Regions from separate parts of the Homo sapiens genome. Here region 1 is linked to region 2. A link is an interaction called in ENCODE POLR2A ChIA-PET data of the cell type or tissue named here. Cell type or tissue: Panc1. All regions are shown on one strand. Each heading gives the region's core, and the rest is flanking DNA. Links, peaks and the distances in the headings are about the cores only. Region 1 overlaps ABLIM1 (actin binding LIM protein 1). Region 2 has its middle 20 kb from the start of ABLIM1.

What was found. Peaks named below come from ENCODE experiments on the same cell type or tissue, not always from the same donor. Only the 100,000 strongest peaks of a DNase experiment are listed, where the experiment ranks them.
Region 1: POLR2A ChIA-PET joins it to region 2 with 12 read pairs; 2 of 35 experiments call an interaction of 5 or more read pairs at or near these places.

Annotation. Positions count from the first base shown.
Region 1 is chr10:114,495,407-114,498,327 of GRCh38, forward strand. The region is part of intron 6 of ABLIM1 (actin binding LIM protein 1); the gene reads right to left. Among named protein-coding and RNA genes, the nearest start is that of AFAP1L2, 92 kb to the left of the region's middle. RefSeq lists enhancers at 1,302-1,381, 1,512-1,611. In Panc1, for the core only: no CTCF peak of the experiment used is centred there; no DNase peak of the experiment used is centred there.
Region 2 is chr10:114,677,277-114,680,197 of GRCh38, forward strand. It overlaps a transcript of ABLIM1 not described here. Among named protein-coding and RNA genes, the nearest start is that of ABLIM1, 20 kb to the left of the region's middle. In Panc1, for the core only: no CTCF peak of the experiment used is centred there; no DNase peak of the experiment used is centred there; H3K27ac peaks cover 2,500 bases.

The DNA.
Region 1 (2,921 bases), core at 115-2,614, 180 kb before region 2:
TGATGATAATGATGATGGTGAGTGGTGCTGGGGTGGTAATGATGATGATGATGATGATGATGGTAGTGATGGTGATGGTGATAATGATAGTAGTGGTGATAATGGTGAAGGTGATGGTAATGATGGTGACAGTGATGACAACAATGAAGACAATGATGGTGATGATGATGGTAATGATGATATTGTGGTGACGATGATGTGGTGGTGATGACGGTGCTGCTGCTGCTGCTGCTGCTGACATTGATGGTAGTGCTGGTGATGATACTGTGATTATTCTGTGTCAATTACTCTTTTACGTACTCCATAAACATTTAGTCAATTTGTGTCACAATAACCTAAGAAGGCAGGAAGTATTATTATCCTTATTTTAAAGATGAGGAAGCTGAGGCCTGAAGAGATTTTATAACTCCTTTACAGTCACAGTTAGAACTGGTGGGACCAGGATGCAAACCCAGGCAGTCTGGCTCTGGAGTGAGTGTTCTTACCCAGTACCACCACTAATAACCATACAGTATGTCACTGCTGTAACTACCTCACAATGATACTGGTGTGATGACCAAAAGACATTTTGAAAATGGTGTGACACATTGCACAAAGTAATAACAATAATGATACGAATAACAATGTAATAACTCTCTGCTCAGAGACAGTCCCAAGGTCATTCACAAAAAGAAGGCACATTAGTGTGGTTTGGATGCCAGTAAAAGGCTCTCTGGATGCCCTGGGCAGGCATAGGAGAGTCACTGTGTTCTATTAACTCACAAGATGAAGGGAAATTACATCAACTTATAAGAGTTCTATCAACTCACAAGATGAATGGAAGTTACATCAAGGCCCCATGTGGCAGGACTTCGCTCTATAAATCATTAGTAAAAACACTGCTACATATACACCATGGAATACTATGTAGCCATAAAAAGGAATGAGATCATGTCCTTTGCAGGGACATGGATGAAGCTGGAAGCCATTATCCTCAGCAAACTAACACAGGAACAGAAAACCAAACACTGCATGTTCTCACTTACAAGTGGGAGCTGAACAATGAGAACACACGGACACAGGGAGGGGAACAACACACACTGGAGCCTGTTGGGGGAGGGTGGCGGGGGAAGAGCATTAAGAAAAAGAGCTAAGGCATGCTGGGCTTAATACCTAGGTGATGGGTTGCCAGGTGCAGCAAACCACCATGGCACATGCTTACCTATGTAACAAACCTGCACATCCTGCACATGTACTATGGAACTTAAAAATAAAATAAAATAATTATATAAAAAGAAAACACTGCTAAAAAACCTAACCCTAGCCCATTGTAATGCCAGGGATGTCTTGACCTATGTATTTCCTTCATCCCAAGATGCTGAACATGTCAAGACATTCGGTGAGCCAGAGTCAAAAGGCATTGAGGAGTCGTTCTGTTTTTGCAGCAGTGCAGGCTTGAGAGGCTCCAGGGTCAGATGCTCAAGACAAAGGAGGCCCTCCTTCGCATGTGTGAGACACCCTTCTGTTTCATTTCTCCTTACATAGGCACCCATGATGGTTCACAGAGAAGCCATGTGCACAAGGCCAGGAAAAGTAACAGAGCTGAACACAGACGGCAGTGCATATGCAAATTTACCAAAAATCAGATGTTGCTGAATCAAAATCATTTAAATTGGAGTTATTTTTAGGAGAAGGAGAAGTATTTCAGATCATGAGCAAAATGAAAGACTAAATAGCGCTCATATAAGAAACAGATAATAAGCTTGCAATTCACTGCAGAGAGGATGCTGTTGACTATAAACTTTTAAAGCCCAGCAGGAGCTTTGTTGTGGCAGACAACGGCATGAAGGTTGGTTTACCAGATACCTGGCCCCAGGCACATAACTGGCAGCCGTCCTGCCTGAGCCTGAGTGGCCAGCGGTGCTGCTAGAGAGCTCACCAGAGCGCCATCACTGCTCTTCCCCATCTATCTTTGTACCCTGCTCCTTAAAAAAAATCACGTCCCCATTTCTGGCCGGGCGCGGTGGCTCATGCCTGTAATCCCAACACTTTGGGAGGCCGAGGCGGGCAGATCACGAGGTCAGGAGATCGAGACCATCCTGGTCAACACGGTGAAACCCCGTTTCTACTAAAAAAAATATTAAATATTAGCCAGGCTTGGTGGCGGGCGCCTATAGTCCCAGCTACTTGGGAGGCTGAGGCAGGAGAATGGCGCGAACCCGGGAGGCGGAGCTTGCAGTAAGCCGAGATCGCACCACTGCACTCCAGCCTGGGCAACAGAGCCGGATTCTGTCTCAAAAAAAAAAAAAAAAAAAAAAAAATCACGTCCCCATTTCTGCATTTTCACATATTCAAAATGCTTTTATAAAAAGACTACACTGTGGCTAGCATGAAACTCTATGAACAACTGACAATTTGCTTATTTAGGTGAGTTTTACAAAGTACCTGCCTACACATTTGAAGTGCAAAAAATTGTTTGCCTTTAATAGTGCTGGTTAAATCAGACATCTGTAGTTATTATTGCTATTTAGTTAATCTCTAAATTGAAGTATGAACTTTAGCATACAAACCAGGATTCTGGGGAAATAACATCTACTCTAATGCAAAATTTAGTGTAAGTCACAACATTTTTTATGAAACCCTTTGTCTGGAAGAGCAGAAAAGAGTTCCGAATTCTTTGTGGACATGAGGTACAGGGAAAGGGCTACAAGCTTTGGAATCAGGAAGTCTGAGAATCATACCTCAATTTACCATCCATAGGGCCTCAAATATGTCACTATTTAACATCTCCAAGCCTCAGGACACACATCTCAAAAATGCAAAGGGCCGGGCTAGACAATTTCAAGTCCTCTTCAGCTGTAAAATTCTATGTTTCGGTGTGAAATCCCATACCCTCTACAAGCTCACATAGTAGTGCTAACAGAAGAGCAATTTTGGTAGAG
Region 2 (2,921 bases), core at 272-2,771:
AAACAATCCCCCTCACGCCCCTTCTTCTGTGTGTATTATGACATTGCTGTCAGGACAAAAAACCCAGAAATACCTGAGAAAAGTATAAAGCCTGAGAAAAATATTGATAGCATTAAGCCTCTTATCCAAGGAGCATTCTGCCTTCCCACCTTTCCTAAAGCTACACTCCAAACTCTTCTGTATCTGGGTTTAATCAGCAGAAATCTGGCTAACTGGCTAGGTATAGTGGCTCACGCCTGTAATCCCAGCCCTTTGGGAGGCCGAGGTGGGAGGATCACTTGAGGCCAGGTGTTTAAGACCATCCTGGCCAACATGGTAAAACCCCGTCTCTACCAAAAGATACAAAAAATGAGCCATGTGTGGTGGCATGCGCCTGTAATTCCACCTACTTGGGAGGCTGAAGCAGGAGAACCACTTGAACTTGGGAGGTGGAGGTTGCAGTGAGCCAAGATTGCGCCACTGCACTCCAGCCTGGGCAACAGCCAGACTCTGCCTCAAAAAAATAAAAATAAAAAAGAAATCATCTAACTACAGGTTCCCAACTACAAGCTGACTGTAATTGAGTAAACTGGTATTAAAGATTTCTAGCAAAAAACTGTTCATTTTGTAACAGTATTCCAGGCTTCATTCTATCTCCAAACATGGAGAGGAAACACATGAAAGTTGGTGAGTAAAATCTAGGTGAAATACAACTGACAATAGAAAAATACTCACTTGAATTTGCATGGTTTCCTGATGGTTAAAAATCAACCATTCTTTTTTAATTCCTTTAGTTCCTTTACACACATCTAGGTCATATCAATCAAATAAATGTTTTAAAGTGGCATAAAATCAAATCACTTTAATTAGGTATTTCTTTCATTTTATTTCTAATCCTTTTTTTTTTCCTCATTCTCCAGCTAAGCAAAAACATGAACGTTCTTAGCAAACAGGTTTTCAAACAGGGTTTTAGAGCAGAAATAATTAGTACCAAGTAATATTTTGAAAGAATGATGAGTTTTCATTATTGTTTTCATTCTGACTGAACTAACTACATTAACCTGTTGGCAAATTTATTGAACAATCATATAATTGTTTTCTGACTTCATTTCTAAAGCATGTCTCGTTAAGCTAAACTAATCTTTATCGCCTTTGAAACCACGGATTCTTTTTCAAGAAGTCTTCCACAGCTGACTCTTTCTTATTTCTTTCAGTAGTCTAGGGCAGTGGTCTGTAAACTAATGCCTGCTGCCTGTGTTTGTAAATGAAGTTCTGTTGAAAGCAGCCATGTCCATTTATTTATGTATTGTCTACGGCTGCTTTTGTGCTACAATCTCAGACTTGAGTAGTTGCAGCAGAGACCATTTGGCTCACAAAGACTCAAATATTTACTATTGTGCCCTTCACAGAAAAAGTATGCTTTAGGCTAATCACACAAAGCATTCAAATCTTGTATTTCTTAGCTGTTTGCTCTATAAACATCTTATTCATTGGTTTCATCTGTGTACCATTTCCTTGAGTTTGTTAGAAAGTTCCCTAGGGTTAGATTGTCTTTTTATTTTCTTTTTTAAACCAAGAATAAAGTATTTCAGGTTAACTGAGCATAATAATTTTATTTCACTGAGTCTCAGTGCATGTCTATTCATGCCAATACCACTGGTACTGCATAGAAGCTATGGTGGATTATATCATTGGCTGAATTTATCACCCCTCCTTATATCCATGCCCTTTGCCATGTAACTTTGAATGCCCTCTCACTTTGAGACTGGAATTGATGATGTGACTCATCTGGCTTATAGAATAAAGAAGTGACAGTGTGCCAGTTATGAACTTAGCCGTCAAGAGGTCACGCATATTTCTACATGCTGTCTTGCCCTTCTGTGTCAGCATGATGAAAAAGAAAGAAAGAAGGAAAGAAAGAAAGAGAAAGAAAGCAGCATGACACCAACCATATGTCTCATCAAACCTAAAATCTTACTATCTGGCTCTTTACAGAAAAAGTGTGCTGCCTGCTCTTCTGAGGGCTTGCCAGACCCCTGTTGTTTGCTATTAATTTTCTCCCCACCAAACAGGCCAAGTTAGAAATATCTTAAACCTTGCCGGGAGTGGTGGCTCATGTCTGTAATCCCAGCACTCTGGGAGGCCTAGGCGGGTGGATCACCTGAGGTCGGGAGTTTGAGACCAGCCTGACCAACATGGAGAAACCTTGTCTCTACTAAAAATTACAAAATTAGCCGGGCGTGGTGGCGTGTGCCTGTGGTCCCAGCTACTCAGGAGGCTGAGGCAGGAGAATTGCTGGAACCCTGGAGGTGGAGGTTGCAGTGAGCCGAGATCCTGCCATTGCACTCCAGCCTGGGTAACAAGAACAAAACTCCGTCTCAAAAAAAAAAAAAAAAAAGAAATATCTTAAACCTTTTAATAAATTGCATGTTTATTCAACCATGAAACATAAAAATGCAAAATGTCTCATTGGGAAATGCCACATTCTGGAACAGAAATGCCCCAGTTTTCGTCATCCTAAGAAGTCAGGCCAGAAAAACTCTATACTCTTTGGCTCTCTCATTCCTTTGTCTCCCATTCATGCGAGAAGACACTATCTGCCTTTTAAAACTAGGAATATGGATTACTTTGATGAAAATAAAATAGATAAATAAAACAGCTAATAGTTGTTATCCCCTAATTTTGGGCAGCGGTCAAAGGGAGCTTTTGCCTCTCATGTAGTGTTTGAAATTTTTACAATGAAAGCCTATTCTTACATGATTTTTATAATTAAAAATAAGCAAAACACACAGACATAAAACTAAAATAAAATTACCAAACTAGAATCAAGGCCTTGGATTCATAGCACTGTTCAACGTTATAAATAATTTGCAAGAATCTGAATCTCCCAGATGGAACTCTAATTGCCAATTATATAACCCATTCATTATTACGCGGGAGGC